2 separate regions of the Homo sapiens genome follow, and region 1 is linked to region 2. A link is a loop called in an ENCODE intact Hi-C map of the cell type or tissue named here. Cell type or tissue: PC-3. All regions are shown on one strand. Links, peaks and the distances in the headings refer to the core of each region. The heading gives the core; the rest is flanking DNA. Region 1 overlaps SPOCK3 (SPARC (osteonectin), cwcv and kazal like domains proteoglycan 3). Region 2 overlaps SPOCK3 (SPARC (osteonectin), cwcv and kazal like domains proteoglycan 3).

Region 1 (7,870 bases), core at 2,142-6,141, 75 kb after region 2:
CTCACTTCTGCAGTGGGAAGAAATAGGAAATTACCCCTAAACTAGTATTCTCAGAGCACTAAACCATCAATTCAAACCAGAACACCTCTGCTATGTGTTTTAAACCTAAAGCTAACATTCTGCCTTTCTTTTTAAAATACTTACTTTTTTAGAGCTGTTTTGGTTCACAGTAATACTGAACAGAGGGTACAAAGATTTCCCATGTACCTACTGCCCCCACACATTGCAGAACCCTCCCCATTATCAACATACTCCTCCAGTGTGGTGCATTTGGTACAGTCCATAAACCTATACTGACACATTATTATCACTCAAAGTCCATAGTTTTTGTTGTTGTTGTTGTTGTTGTTTTGAGGCAGAGTCTCACTCTATCGCCCAGGCTGGAGTGCAATGGCATGGTCTCAGCTCACTACAAACTCTGCCTCCTGAGTTCAAGCGATTCTCCTGCCTCAGTCTCCTGAGTAGCTGGGATTTCGGGCACCCACCACCACACCTGGCTAATTTTTGTATTTTTAGTAAAGATGGGGCTTCACCATGTTGGCCAGGCTGTCTCGAACTGCTGACCTCACGATCCGCCCGCCTAGGCCTCCCAAAGTGCTGGGATTACAGGCGTGAGCCACCGTGCCTGGCCTCAAAGTCCATAGTTTACATTAGAGTTGACTCTTGGTGTTGTACATTCTATGGGTTTGGACAAATTTAAAATGACATGTATCTACCATTATACTATCATACAGAGTAGTTTCACTCCACTAAAAGTCTTCTGTGATCTGCCTATTCATCCTTTCCTCCCTAATAACCCCTGGCAAACCACTGATCTTTTTTGTGTCTCATAGTTTGCCTTTTCCAGCATTTCTTATAGTTAGAATCTTACAGTAGGTAGCCTTTCCTGGTTGGCTTCTTCCAGTTACTGCATTAAAGTTTATTTTTAGTGCTGACTAATGTATCATTGTCTGGATATACCACAGTTTATTCAATCACTTACTGAAGGACGTGTTGCTTGCTTCCAAGTTTTTGGAATTATGAATAAAGCTGCTATAAACATCTGTCTGCAAGCTTTTGTGTGGACATACCTTTTCAACTTTTTGTGTACATACCAATGAGTATAATTGCTGGATCCCTTGGTAAGAGTATGTTTAGTTTGAGAGGAAGCTGCCAAACTGTTTTCCAAAGTTGCTGTATCATTTTGCATTCCCACCAGCAATGAATCAGAGTCTCTATAGTGCCACATTATCCCCAGCTTTTGGTGTTGTCAGCGTTCTGAGTTTTGGCCATTCTAATAAGTTTATAGTGCTATCCCATGGTTTCAATTTGCGAGTCCTGAATAACATATGCTGTAGATCAACTTTCAATGTGCTTATTTGCCGTATGCATATCATCTTTGGTGAGGTGTCTATCAAGGTCTTTGGCTCATTTTTAAGTTGCATTTTTTTTTCTTATTGTTGAGTTTTTTATATTATTTTCATATTTTGAATAACAGACTTTTATCAGATATGTCTTTGGCAAATATTTTCCCCCAGTCTCTGGCTTGTCTCCTCATCATTCTCTTGACGCTGTCTTTCACAAAACAAAAATTTTTAATTGTAATGAAATACAGCTTTTCAATTCTTTCTTTCATGGATCATACCTCTTGCGTTGTATCTAAAAAAACTTTCCAAAACCGAGGTGATGTAGATTTTCTTCTATGTTAAATTCTAGGTGTCTCATAGTTTTGCATTGTACATTTAGGTCTGTGATACGTTTTGAGTTACATTTTGTGAAGAGTGTGACAACTTTATGGGTGTATTCATCTGTTTTCATGCTGCTGATAAAGACATACCTGAGAGTGGGGAAAAAATAGGTTTAATGGACTCACAGTTCCACGTGGTTGAGAAAGCCTCACAATCATGGCGAAAGGTGAAAGGCACTCCTTACGTGGTGGCAGCAAGAGAGAATGAGAGAGAAGCAAAAGTGGAAACCCCTTATAAAACCATCGGGTCTCATGAGCCCACATGAACTACCACAGGAACTGTATGGAGAAACCGCCCCAATGATTCAATTATCCCTCACAGCATCCCTCCCACAAAACGTGGGAATTATGGGAGCCAAAATTCAAGAGGAGATTTGGGTGGGGATACAGAGTGAAACCATATGAATGGGATAATTTTACTAGTCAGGTTGTAAAGTATTATTATTGAAGAAATTATTTGAAATTATTCTGTATTATGTCTTCCAACAAGTAAATCCATATTTTCTACCTTAACTTCATATTAGGTTTTCTGTCATAATTTGCAGCTTTGAAATATATATATGTGGACTTTTTAGAGAATTTAGGGTCCATTGCTATTAGTCACCTTACACCCCTTTTTCAGGGATTTAAGCATTATAAATCTTGAAATTAAGTCATTCTGAATTTTTTCTCTTTCACACCTTACGGAAATGTTGAAACGCGAGAGAGACAGACTCCTCTCTTGCTTTACTTTGTTCAATGTGGCCATTGTCCCTTTAAGTGTATTTCAGAGGGTCCTTTTTGCAGAGTTTGAGGTAACAGGGCATTAGTTACTAACTTGCTAAAATAGAACTTGGGATGATTTTTGTCTAAAAATAATTATTCCATACATACCTATTACTAGTTTCTCCTGGGTCTCACATAGAGGAAAAGGAGGTCAGGTGTCATAGGGAAGAGGTAAAAGTTAAAGCATCTCCTACCAGCTGTTGGGTTGCTTGGACATAAAGGCAACATTTTAAAATTCTGTCAAAGAAGCCAAAAACTAAGTTCAAATACTCATCAAAAAAAACAAAAAAAGCAAAAACAAAAACAACAACAGCAAAAAACACCCAGGTATCAAACCTTCCCATTGAATTATTTCAAGCGGGATCTGAATAGCATAGCCTGAAGAAAATACCAAAGGCAGCCATTTTCTCTTAAAAACATGTATAATATTCCTCAAATATTTGAGAAAACTGAAGTTCTACAGATTTGGCTATCTGTGCTGTGTGGCTATGAGTATGCTGACCTACTCCTAAGAGCCCATAGGGTTCAAATAATTATTGAATATGAGACTCAATGAATAATTCATAAACTGAATGATAATTTTTTCTCATGTTCTATATTTAGTAAAGCTTTACCATTTATTCAACACCTGTGTTTCACTCCGGTCAAAGGGCTTGTAAAATTTAGCTTCACCAAAGGGATTATTATGTCATCACTTATTTTCTCTTGATGACTATGCTATTCAAATAATAATTTTCCTATAAAAATTTCTCTAAGCTTTGAAAAAATCTGTCTACTAATCATTCACTCAAGTGGTTGTGTAAATATATGAGTGTAAATTAATGTGTGTAACTTAGAGAAGAAGTTTATTTGATTTTCTAGTGGGACATAGATATATTTGCATACTTGTTTAAAGTGAGTTGTTAAACAAACAGAAACTGGTAAATAAGCTTAATGCGTTCATGTGGCTCCATGAGTTTTCTTAAAATAAATTGGATTTTAGAACTCTTTCACTTTGCACATTGGGAAATTCACAAGCACAGCATTGACTCTGAGGTATATTTTGTTGAGAATTGTATTTTTGCTTTTAAAATTTCTTCACACTCTCAAGTCCAAGATTGAGATTCTATGCTTTGAAAGTTAGAATCGTTTGTAAATATTTAAAAAAAAAAATTTACCTTGGAGTGGTTGAATTGATGTCTCACTAGAAACCAAGAAGGCTAGAAATCATTTTCTATTATTTCATTTTTTGACTGTGTTAAAATAAGATGTATTTTAGATATTAATATGTCTAGATTGCTTCAAATATCTATATTATTTATCATAATGCTATAACAAATTTACCCCCAAATTTCAATGGTATCACACAATATAAATGTACTTTTTACACACACGTTAAACTAGTAAGCGTATTCTCAGGTTCAGGCAGTGAGGTCTCTTTTTTGTTGATTTGGGGAATACGTTTTTTCTTCTATTTTGTAGTTCTACTATTTCTTAGAGCAGGGTCAAAAACTAGACCTGTGTACAAAATCTTGCTGACAGTCTTTTTATGTAGGACCTGAGAATTAAGAATGGTTTTTGTATTTTCAAAGAGTTGGGGTAAATAATCAAAAATGTAATATTTAGTGATACATTACATTATATGAAATTCAATTTCATTGTTCATACAAATGTTTTATTAGAATACAGCTATGGCTACTTGCTTATGTATTGCCTGTTCTATAAGCATGCTTGTAGAATTTCCTTCTCTAGCCATGCCATAGTAATATATAAGCATAGATATTTATCTCTCTATATATCCACTGACATTTGTGGGACAAGATTACTACAAAGTTATATTTAATCTATTGCTGGGAAGTGATTAAAGTACCCCAGGGAACCCCAATCCTAAATAATGCTAGTGTTACTTTTATCAAATCAATATTAAAACAAATAAACTTCTAACAAGAGAAACAAATGAGAGTAAAAAAGTGTTATTATTTTATCAAAAGTCTCTAACAAGTTGCACTAGATTAAGTTGCCCATTTCAGCTTCCCTTCAATATGGTGGGAAGACGGTGGCTAACTCCTTGGCAGCATTTTCCAGGTCGGTTTAATTTAACCATGGGAGTCCACACCCTGGGACCTACTAACCTTTTTCTTCAGCCTAGCCATTCCACTTACCAGCCATGTGTTCAGCAAACATGATAAGTCATTAGTCATCTTTCTATGCCTTTCAGGCATTGTTAGTGAGGGAGTTAGGAAGTGTAGACAATTCTTAGCATGTAGTATATTTTATGGCCTCCAGTTGGTCAGAAAAAAGCTGTCAGAAGGGCAAGAGAGACTGTGGTGAGCATTTTTCAAGGGGAAATTAGCATGAGTTCGTAGATTAAATGGATCTTGTTATTCTAAAAAGTCATGTGACAAACCAAAACATGCAGTAAATTAACAGTGTTCTGAAAGGTTTAAAGTATTTTTTAAAAGCCTTTATAAATTACTCTTTCACTTACAGTTGTGAAGAGCCAAATTTTTAATTTCCTGAATGCTTGCTTCCTAAATAAATAATGGAAAGCATGCTAAAAATTCTAAAACACAGGGCAGAAAAGAGTCTTTGATAGGCTGAACCTACCAAAGGGAAGAAATTATGTTAAATATTTTGTGATGTTCCTTTATATTATGGCATAAAATAACATTGAGGAAAAAAAGACACTTGTTTGAATTCAGAGGCAAGTTTATTATTTTTATTTTATTCTAACTGACTGGCTTTTAACGGGCAAGCTAATGTCAACCTTGGATGTCACAAAGCCTGTATCTTTCCCAATTCTGTGACACTAAGCCTTGTACCCACTACTTTCTTTCAGCTTTCCTCCAGTGACCACGACTGCTAAATGCAAAAGAACAAAAAGAAACCCCATTATCATTAGCCCCTGCTTTAATAAAATTTAGGGTCAAATGAGGGATGTTGATATGCCTGCCATTTTTAATTTTTAATGCATAAAAATGGGGTCTATTTTTTTCTACTCTTTACAACTTTAACAGTTATGTAGTGTCTAAAAATCAGTAAAGTGTAAAAAGTACAAACTGTGCTGAAATTCACTGGGAAATTAGATGAATTTAAATACCTTTTGTTTGGGAACCTACAGTTGGTCTTTACTGACAGAAGAATCAGTTAGACCTGGCTGTGGTTTGTGATTAAGACAAAGCATAGATGGGAACAGTCTTGTGGCTGCTAATGGGCAATGTATGAGTCCCAAAATATCATCATGGACCATACGTTTTTCCATTAGATGTGAAAGAATTGATTAGACAGGGCAAAATATACTGTCTATGTGAATTTATGCATGGAATTAATTATGACATCTCTCCAAACTAGGGACTCCATTCCTGAAGCTTTTTTGTTATCAGAGAAATAGAATCTCTCTTTTCTGAGTATTCTCCCTGTTGTGAGCTAAATGATGGCCTAAAAGATATGACCATATTTTAGTTCCCATAATCTGCGAATATCATCTTATAAAGCATAAGAGTGAATATTACTATGTGTGCCAAAAGATATGGTTACATTAAGGATCTTCAGAGGAAGAATTTATCCTAGATTATCAGGGTGAGACCTAAATGTAATCACATGTATCCTTATAAGAGAGAGACAGGGAGTTTTGACACAGACAAAAACAGGAGAAAGTGATAGGAAGATGGAGTAGAAAGTTGTAGCCATAAGCCAAGAAATGTCAATAGCTACCAGAAACTGGAAGAAGCAAGCACAGATTATGACCTGGAAACCCCCCACTGGGAGAGTGTAGTCCTGCCAACACCTTGATTTCAGTCAAGAGATACTGATTTTAGACTTTTAGATTCCTAACGGTGAGAGATTAAATTTCGTTGTTTAAATCAGCAAGTTTTTGGTAAGTTATTACAGCAGACATGGGAAACTAACACATCCCCCAATCTTAGAAACTGTATTTCTGGAAGTGTGATCTAACGAAAGGAAAAACAGGCATTGATTGGGCAAATTGCACAGAGGTCAGAATGCTTGGTATGTTGACTCCAAAGGATGCTGAGATTAAATTCAACTTATATGCAATATCATACTGTGATTAAAATGACATCTTTTACTGCCCTGCTGCTTCCTGCGTGCTTGTAAGTGGAGTTCAACAGAAGTTAGAAATATTTGTAGGCTACAGAAAGTGGCCTTTGCTCTAAGTGGGTCCATAATCTCCCAAACTTCAGAATTAGAGAAACAGCATAAGGAAGGAAAGAGTAGGTATTAGGCGCAGATACGTCTCCTAATGTCATGAGAGATGTCATTAGAGCATGAAAGGGACTCAGAATTAGGGGAGTGTGAGTATAAATTGGGTTAAATAGGAAAGATGACTATATAGGTGATTGTTAGAATTGACAAGACATATAAAAGCATAAGAGGAGTTAGAAAATATTTACAAACCAATGGCATCAAAGTCAGGACCTCAAAGATGAATATAACTTCATGAGATAGGCTCTATATTGTCCTTATCACTTCTTAGACTATAGAAAAATCCTACAAAAAGCTACTCCTACTTTTTTGTCCACAAATAAATTCTGAATTCCATGAATGTAATGATTCTATCCCTCTGATGCCACTAGGGTGTGAAATTGTTCCTGAATATCTTGTAGGGCAGCGGTCCCCAATCTTTTTGGCACCAAGGACTGGTTTACAGGGGAGTGGGAGATGGTTTGGGTATGAAACTGTTTCACCTCAGATGATCAGATGCTAGATTCTCATAAGGAGGGCAACACCTAGACCCCTCGTGTCCGCCGTTCACAATAGGGTTTGCACTAATGCCACTGCTGATCTGACAGGAGGCGGTGCTCAGGTGGTGATGCTGGCTTGCTTACCTCCTACTGTGCAGCCCGGTTCCTAACAGGTGACGGCTACTGGGCCACTGCCTGGCTTTTGGGGACCCCCGTTGTACGTTTATGAGCAAATAACTAAACAGTATCTAGAAGGGCGCATAGGTACTATTTGTAGGTTAGAAGATGATAATTTATTAGGAGAGATAGTGATGGGAATTTTAATGGTACCTGATTCAGTTCATAGAACATTTATGTAGCTGTAACTATAAGTAATAATATATAAGTAACAATAATAAAACTGTTTTTGAAAGGCTTTTTTATAGTCTTTAATATATAGTACAAAGTATTGAGATACAATTTCCAGGAGAACAGTTCCTTGGCTAGTGAGTCTGCCCCTACTCCTGGTTATACCAATAAAGAGTCAACACGGGCTGGGTGCAGTGGCTCATGCCTGTAATCACAGCACTTTGGGAGGCCAAGGCGGGCGGATCACAAGGTCAAGAGATTGAGACTATCCTGGCCAACATGGTGAAACCCCTGTCTCTACAAAAAATACAAAAATTAGCTGAGCGTGGTGGCGTGCGCCTATAGTGCC
Region 2 (7,870 bases), core at 1,799-5,798:
ATATTGTTATGTAAGTTCCACTTAACAATGTATTCTAATTATTAATAACTATTTATACATCTCTGCCAACAAAAATGTTGAGTCTGCTGGAGACAAGATACAATTCTTGTACGATATCTGTCCTAGCATAAACTAGGAAGAATCAGGCCTCATCCAGCCCATAATGGTGGGAATGCCTGAGGCAGCAAGGGTAGGTGAGACCAAAAACAAATGTGAATGAAGCCCAGGGCTTTGTCTGGAAGTAACTGGGAAAAATTCTGGACTAAAAAACAAGTATTCTGGCAAAAGATTGAGGGAGATCCTACACTGCGAATGTAATGACGCTCAAAGGATACATTATATGGCAGTTGTTTAAAATACAGATGGTGTTTTCTGAAACACAACCAAAAAAAACTTACTTGTCAGGTACCCAGGTTAGTTTACACTGACCAGAAAGTTTATTAGAGATTAGGATGAAGAAAAGAATATAGCCAAGTGAAGTCAAATGCAATTGCTGAAATCTTTCTAGAGGTAGTTTGACTGGTTGCTGGAGAGAAAACTAAATACAATCATGCGGAACAGAAGAGGAGACGCTAAATGGAAAACAAGACGGAAAGAAGAACACAACAGAGGGAGATGATGAATTTATGCCAGGTCCCTTTAAGGCAGAGGATTGATTCTAATCCGTGGACTTCAGCCAAGAGAAATTTGTTGTGTTATTGTTGTGGTTTCAAGAATAAAATCTTAGGCATCTGTATTTACAGTGTGTAATGTTTTGTATTTTTTAAGCTGCCAACAATGTGAGTTCTACTAAAAAATACAGATGGTTAAAATCTCATGCACAGAAAGTGGTCTTTTTGTTATTGTACATGCTATGTATCTGATTCTTTATATTTATTTTCTCCTATATTTTCCATCTCCTGACAAATACTGCTCCTCTCTTATTTGGTCATTTACATAAAATCCTATGTAAAACTCATTACATTATTTTTCATGTGTTAAATTTGTTCTATTTTCACTGTATATCAATTTTTGAGTTCCATTTTCTTGAGCATACATGACAAAACTGTGTGACAGAACTTTTGGAAATTATCGAATGCAGATTTTATAAGGTAAAGAAACAGCTATAATCATACCAGTCTGCATTGGAATCGTAACTAGATTAATCAAAATTTTATATGTACTATAGTGTTTTATTTCAAAATGAAAACACTCCTTTTTCAGAACATAAGTCCAAGATTAAATATACTCAAAAGGAGTATATGACATATATGTACATATAGTACAGAGGCAGTACATTATTTAATTGTTAGGCAGAATTGTTTAATGAATTTTAAAAAGTGATTTTAGTAATTAGACATCAACATAGGCTAAACATTAGAAATAGCTCAAAACACTTTTAATGTCTTCTAAGTTATAGTGTGTTTTTTTCTTTTATGTTGTCCAACAAGAAGTCATACACTTTTGTAGTGCAGTATTTCGAAGACAGCTTTTTTTTACCTAATGATGATTCAAACTGTGATAGTCTGAAAAGAATGTTGTAGCAATTTACATTTGCATAGTGAACAAAGTATATTTAACATGTTATAGACAATGAAAAATTAATATAGTTTATTTTCATTATTAAAGCTACTGACCAAACAAGGAAAGCTATAATTAATCTAATCATTACTTATTTAAAAAATTATCTTAGTATGGAGAAAATTGAAACATTTATCTTCCAAATAGATGCATTTAATGTCTTGACCACTTTAGCATGGAATAATATAAAATGTCTGTTAGTTAAAATGTCACCAATGATATGTGTTAACATTCTTTATTTTAAATCTCATGGTTATGTAAAATCTCTAACAAGAGTTTTGCAGAAATATACTTTATATATTTGAAATCAGTAAGATATATGTGCATATATATTATAGCTTATATCTGTATTTTATATTGATTATCAGGCCGAGGGCAGTGGCTCACCATTGTAATCCCAGCACCTTGGGAGGCTAAGGTGGGTGGATCATTTCGGGTCAGGAGTTCAAGAGCTGCCTGGCCAACATGGTGAAACCCCGTCTCTACTAAAAATACAAAAATTATCTGGGCATGGTGGTGGGCGCCTGTAGTCCCAGCAACTTGGGAGGCTGAGGCAGGAGAATCACTTAAGCCTGTGAAGTGGAGGTTGAAGTGAGCCGAGATCGCACCACTGAACTCTAGCCAGGGCGTCAGAGAGAAACTCTGTCTCAAAAATAAAATAAAATATAATAAAATAAATAAAATGCATTGATTATCAAAATATATTCACTTTATTTAGGCTATTGACTAAATATGCTTAAGAATCAGCTTGAGTTACCCTCAAAGATTATCTCAAATCCACATTTTATTTCCGCTGGTCAGCCTGGAACCCTTCCAAATACTTCTGCATATTCCAAATGCACATTTTTCTGGTTTTATTTCTCTTTGTGCACTAGAATTTTTTGTTTACCATATTTCATTGTTTCTTTCTCTCACTTTTGGCATGTACCAAATCTGGACACTCAGTGCCTTTTGTTTATTTGTACCAACTCCTCCTCTGGTCTGCCCCCAACAATAAATTACAACAAAGTGTCACTGGGATTAACCATGAACGATCACCAATAGCAGTATTATTTACAATAGCCAAAAAAGTGGAAACAACCAAAATTCATATCTACTAGTGAATAAATAAAATGTGGTATATATGTAAAATGGCATAATATTCAGCAATATAAAGGAATTAGGTAGTGATTCATGGTACAACATGATTGAACTTCAGAAACATTGTTCGAAGTGAAAGAAGCTAGTCACAAAGCACCACAAATTTTAACATTCAATTTATATAAAATGTCCAGAATAGGAAAATCTCTAGAGATGGAAATTAGATGAGTAGTTGCCTAATACTAGTTGGAGGGGAGAGGGAATAGGGGATGATAATGATAACAAGACGATATGTTTGGGTATTTTTGGTGATGAAATTCTTCTAATATTGATTGTGGTGATAATTTTATAATTGCAAACATACTGAAAAATATTGGTTGTAAACTTAACTGCCCAAATTGTGTAGTATGTGAATTACATATAAATAAAGATGTTATAAAATGAAACCGTCGACATTTCACATAGCCTTTTTGTTGACAGCCATCAAGACAGGTTTGTTTGAAGAAATGGTGGTCCAAATATTATGCACAAATGATGTAAAAATGAAAATGCAGAATCTCAGTTCTTACTATGATATATTCATCCAGTCTCCAAATACAGCTCTAGACTATTTTTGGATAGCCAAAGATATCCATTAATGTCCACTGACATTTTTGTTTGTTCATTTTGTCCCTTTTATTGACCCACCAGCATTTATCTCGGGAAAGCAAGGGTATAGATTGCAGTTTTCCACTGTCATAAAATACTTCAGTAACATACTCTATTTCACCACCTTTGCTGCTTAGAAGGCAGTAGCAACTACAGAGAGTTTGAGTCTTAAAGTTTCTATTTTGATAACACATTGTCTGATCATAGGCATATGTGCATCTTAGCTTCTGAATAGAGTGGATGAGACAACTACAGCTAGCTGTTAACTCTGAGTTATGTGGGTAGAAGCAGAAGTTTCTCTTAATAGAGAAAGAATGTGAAGAAAGTTTACAATTAAGCATTATGTAAATGACCTGATCAAATTGTGTTTGATGGGATTTGATACCTCCATTTTACAGAAGCTTATTTTAATATTTTCTTTGCAATTTTTTTAGCTTTAGATCCAGCTAAGGATCCATGCTTAAAGATGAAATGTAGTCGCCATAAAGTATGCATTGCTCAAGATTCTCAGACTGCAGTCTGCATTAGTCACCGGAGGCTTACACACAGGTAAACATTGTTAAATTTAATCCCACTGATTGAACAGCGCTCCTTACCAGGAATAACTGCAGAGTATAAATATTTGGCAGTGCCTGCTAATCTTTTATGCAGAGTTTTATTGAAACAGTTACAGAAGCTTAGTTAATACAATTATGATTCACTTGGGTTAAACATTGGTATCAGTCACAATTACTACAGATTATAGAATTTGAGGCATATATTATTAAATAAAGAAGGTCTTATAAAGATGATATTTAAAATGTTATATCTAGTTGTTTGTGCTTTTTCAAGTTTAAGGAACAATTAGTTTTGTTCCCTCTACATATTTTTGTTTGTGGCTATTCAAACATCTTTATTTCCCTCAGGAGAGAGTTAGAAAGTTAGAGGAGAGAAAATGATTGATGTTCATAAAAAGAGATTAAAAGTCACGAAATAGGGACTTGGGACTTGAACCCCTCAGGATGCCTTCTTTAGGGGTCACTCATACCAGTGGAGTCATTGTATCTATTCGGTGGATGCTGATTCACAATTTCTAAAAAAGAAGGGAGGATTTCAAGTATCTTATAACAACCAGCACTGCTTCTGTTAGACGGGCTCTGTTTTGGGAAGGACCAGTAATTTAGAAATAGCCTGTGTAGTTTGGTGCTGAGTCTTAAAAATTTGAACGCGCCACAATCAAACATGAATTCATTGTTTAACCGACTGAAACAAGTGGTGTATTCGTTTCCTTTATCATTTTTAAAGTTATTTTTTGAGAATACTCTTTCTCTGATAATGGACTTATGTATTGCTTTTAAATCAAATGAACAAAGAAAATTTTGCTATTTGTGTGTGCTCAGAGAAAAATTGGATTTTTGGCTTTAGTGTACTTGCATATAAATTCTATTAAACACACCAACAGTAAGAGAATAAGAATAATAACATTGGAAAATAAGAACATAAATAGCATTTCTAGGAAACAGCAAATATTTAAGTTACATTGATGTTTCTCATAATGTAAGAGGACATATACATAACACCCTGTTGTACATGCCAAAAGGATTAGAAGTCTTTATTCCACAATGTTAAGTCTATAGTGGCAGATTTCTAGAACCAAGGGAGTTGGATATAACAAAGGTATGCGGGTTTGAAAATGTGTTCACTTGGGTTAGAATCATGGTATATCAATAATGTACTCGTGGAACAGAGAGAGGGAGTAGGAGAAAGAAAACAACAGTTTGGTGATATAAAGAACAAAAGACTTCTTGGAAATCACAATTCTGTAAAGTTAGCCTACTAGGGGAAAGCACAAATGGGTGAAGCAGTTATCAGTAACATATCCCCCATCAATCCTGACTTTGATGCTAATTTTACAGAGGGATAACAAAGCTTTGGGCCAGAAACTCATTTTTCTATTTATTTCCTTAGGATTCTAAATTTCTTGGCATTTCTATTAATTAATCATACAAATTTAAAAACATTAGTATGTGAATGTGTGTATATAGGGGGTGAAATAAAAAAGAGAAGGGTGTCAAAAGGGATTCATATATGATCTCTCACCTAAGTTACAGAGACTAAGTCAGTTTATCTCCCATAAAAGCAAAAAACTGTTTTATCACAAGTTCTAGAGACCCTGGGAAAGATTTCCACGTGCAGACATTTAACAGCTTTGAAAAGATTCACCTGCCACTTCACCCCTGGCCCCGTGAACCCAAGTCAAAGAGCAACCAAAGACGTCGCAGTTAATATCATGTCTGTGGCAGAGACACACTCGTTTTGACACCTGCTGGACACTGAAGCTAAGAGAGGTTAAAGTAACTGCCTCAAGACTACAAAGCTAGAAATTTTCAGAGCTTCAATTCTAATCTGTACTGATCGACCCCAGAGTCTAAGCTTTTTACCACTATGCTGTCTCGTTACTTCTCTGACTTATTAAACAGCTTAACTACAGGCAAAAATCTTCCTTAACATGATAAAGACTATCAGAAACTGATAGCCAAATGTCCCTTAATATATAAAATTGAAAGATCCTTAATAGGGCACTACTGAAGCTTTGCCTTTGGTGTAGTGGTGGAGAGGGTTCAGAGGGGAGACTAATATGCTTTTAGTGGGTGAATTTCAAAATGTTTTATGTAAATAGTATTTAGTCCTGTTCTATTTCTGATAGAGACTATTTATAAATGTCCATTCAATCCATGCTCTATTCAATAAATAAATCACTAGTTTCCAACAAATTGATTTTAAGATTAATATTTGATATGCTTTATTTGCCTTGAGGATGTCAGTACATAGTGATTATTTATACAACGCTTAGGGAAGAAGAGCTTTGCCAAGCACTTTGATCAATAAAAATGGCTAATATAAATAATCTAGATCTTAGATTTGAGGATTGTGTGTATTTTGGGGATGTGGTAGAGAAAGCAGGGAAAGACGGCTTAATTGATCAATTTTTGTCCATTTGCATAGTTTAGAATACAAATTGCTACCTTTTTTCTGTTTAAAGGAACAACTTATTCTTTCTTCCCTAGATCTCATAAAAGAGAAAGGAAACCCGCTGTTTCTTCCTGCAAGGGGAATACAGTTTTTCAAACACACTTTCCAGTCTCCTCTTCCCAATACAATATATCACACTCATTTCTCCATTGCTTTAGAATTTCAACCTTCGCATCTTACAGTGCTCACAACATTTGTAATAGTTTGTCTAACATTGATCTCCTTCGACTGACTGAGCTCAGTGAAGGTGTCTTATTTACTGCTGTGTACCCAGATCTTGAATTACTGCTCAGTACATGTTTTCTTTGAGGAGGTTAGTAAAACAGCTGCCATTTGTAAAATATTTAGGAAGAAAATTTTGACAAATAGTTTGATCAATTGAAATGGTCAATCTAGATAATCTAGGTTTAAACATTATTTTCTTAGTGCTTTGCGTATATTTGCTGAAAATGAATTAAGAAGGGTATAGGCATCAGTCAACAAGTATGTTTTAATGGCAGAATAAATGAATGCATGATTTATCAAATAAAAGGAAAAGGAGGATTTTTAAATATTTTATTTTATTTTATTTTAAGTTCCGGGATACATGTGCAGAATGTGCAGGTTTGTTATATAGGTAAATGTGTCCCATGGTGGTTTACTGCACCTATCAGCCTATCGCCTAAGTATTAAGCACCGCATGCATAATCTGTTTACCTTGATGCTCTCCCTCCCCCTAACCCCCACCGACAGGCCACAGTGTGTGTTGTTCCCCTCCCTGTGTCAATGTGTTCTCATCGTTCAGCTCTCACTTATAAGTGAGAACATGTGGTGTTTGGTTTTCTGTTCCTGTGTTAGTTTGCTGGGATGATGGCTACCAGCTCCATCCATATCCCTGAAAGGCACATTATCTTGTTCAAGAAGGATATTTAAACATGAAATGAGGGATGTAACGATTGGTTTTAAGAAACTAGTAGGTCCTTCACTTGGATTTGTAAATAATTGAAATAATTAGTAAATTTCTCCTTCCTCAGCGTTTTAAATAATAATAATTGTCCTCTGAAATCAGAAAAATAACATGATTAGGTGAATCATAGTTTTAGTCTAGTTTTGACCACCACTGCCGGTGTAAAGGATGGTGTAAACCATCCAAATATGTGATGTTCAAAGTCATATATTTGGATATTGTCTCCAAATGGCTTTTTCTGTGAAGAACTGGTCTCAGAGCAGGTGATATCTTTGTCATTGTGCTAACTTTCTGTTACCTTTATCATTACCAGTTAAAAGAAAATAGTAGTATGAATAATGAGAAGGAACTTTAGCTGCAGCATGTTTTTCCAATATGGTAACATAACCCATTATTTAGATGCTTTAATATGAAATACATGATGGGTTTCCCAAGCTTTGAATGTGATCCACTTGTTATATTGTTACCCTTGGGGAAAGATCTGAAGATGCTGACAGCTGAGGGTGATTGTTTCATTGTTTTTGTATATTGTGAACAAGAAGCCCAGTGTTTTATGCTCCCTTGCTGCCTGTGCAGCTGCAGATAATTAACACTATTTCTAGATCAGTGTTGCTGGCACCAATC

Evidence for each region. Hi-C counts contacts between places; a loop is a spot of excess contacts. Peaks named below come from ENCODE experiments on the same cell type or tissue, not always from the same donor. Only the 100,000 strongest peaks of a DNase experiment are listed, where the experiment ranks them.
Region 1: a loop joins it to region 2, with 6 times the contacts of the local background. A loop is called at or near these places in 1 of 110 quality-filtered maps.

The regions. Positions count from the first base shown.
Region 1 is chr4:166,921,450-166,929,319 of GRCh38, reverse strand. The region is part of intron 4 of SPOCK3 (SPARC (osteonectin), cwcv and kazal like domains proteoglycan 3); the gene reads left to right. Among named protein-coding and RNA genes, the nearest start is that of SPOCK3, 310 kb to the left of the region's middle. In PC-3, for the core only: no CTCF peak of the experiment used is centred there; a DNase peak (open chromatin) is centred at 4,639; H3K27ac peaks cover 2,114 bases.
Region 2 is chr4:166,996,316-167,004,185 of GRCh38, reverse strand. It overlaps SPOCK3 (SPARC (osteonectin), cwcv and kazal like domains proteoglycan 3), which reads left to right. Exons shown (of 11, transcript NM_001040159.2): 4 at 3,723-3,837. Among named protein-coding and RNA genes, the nearest start is that of SPOCK3, 230 kb to the left of the region's middle. In PC-3, for the core only: no CTCF peak of the experiment used is centred there; a DNase peak (open chromatin) is centred at 3,855; H3K4me3 peaks cover 579 bases; H3K27ac peaks cover 1,919 bases.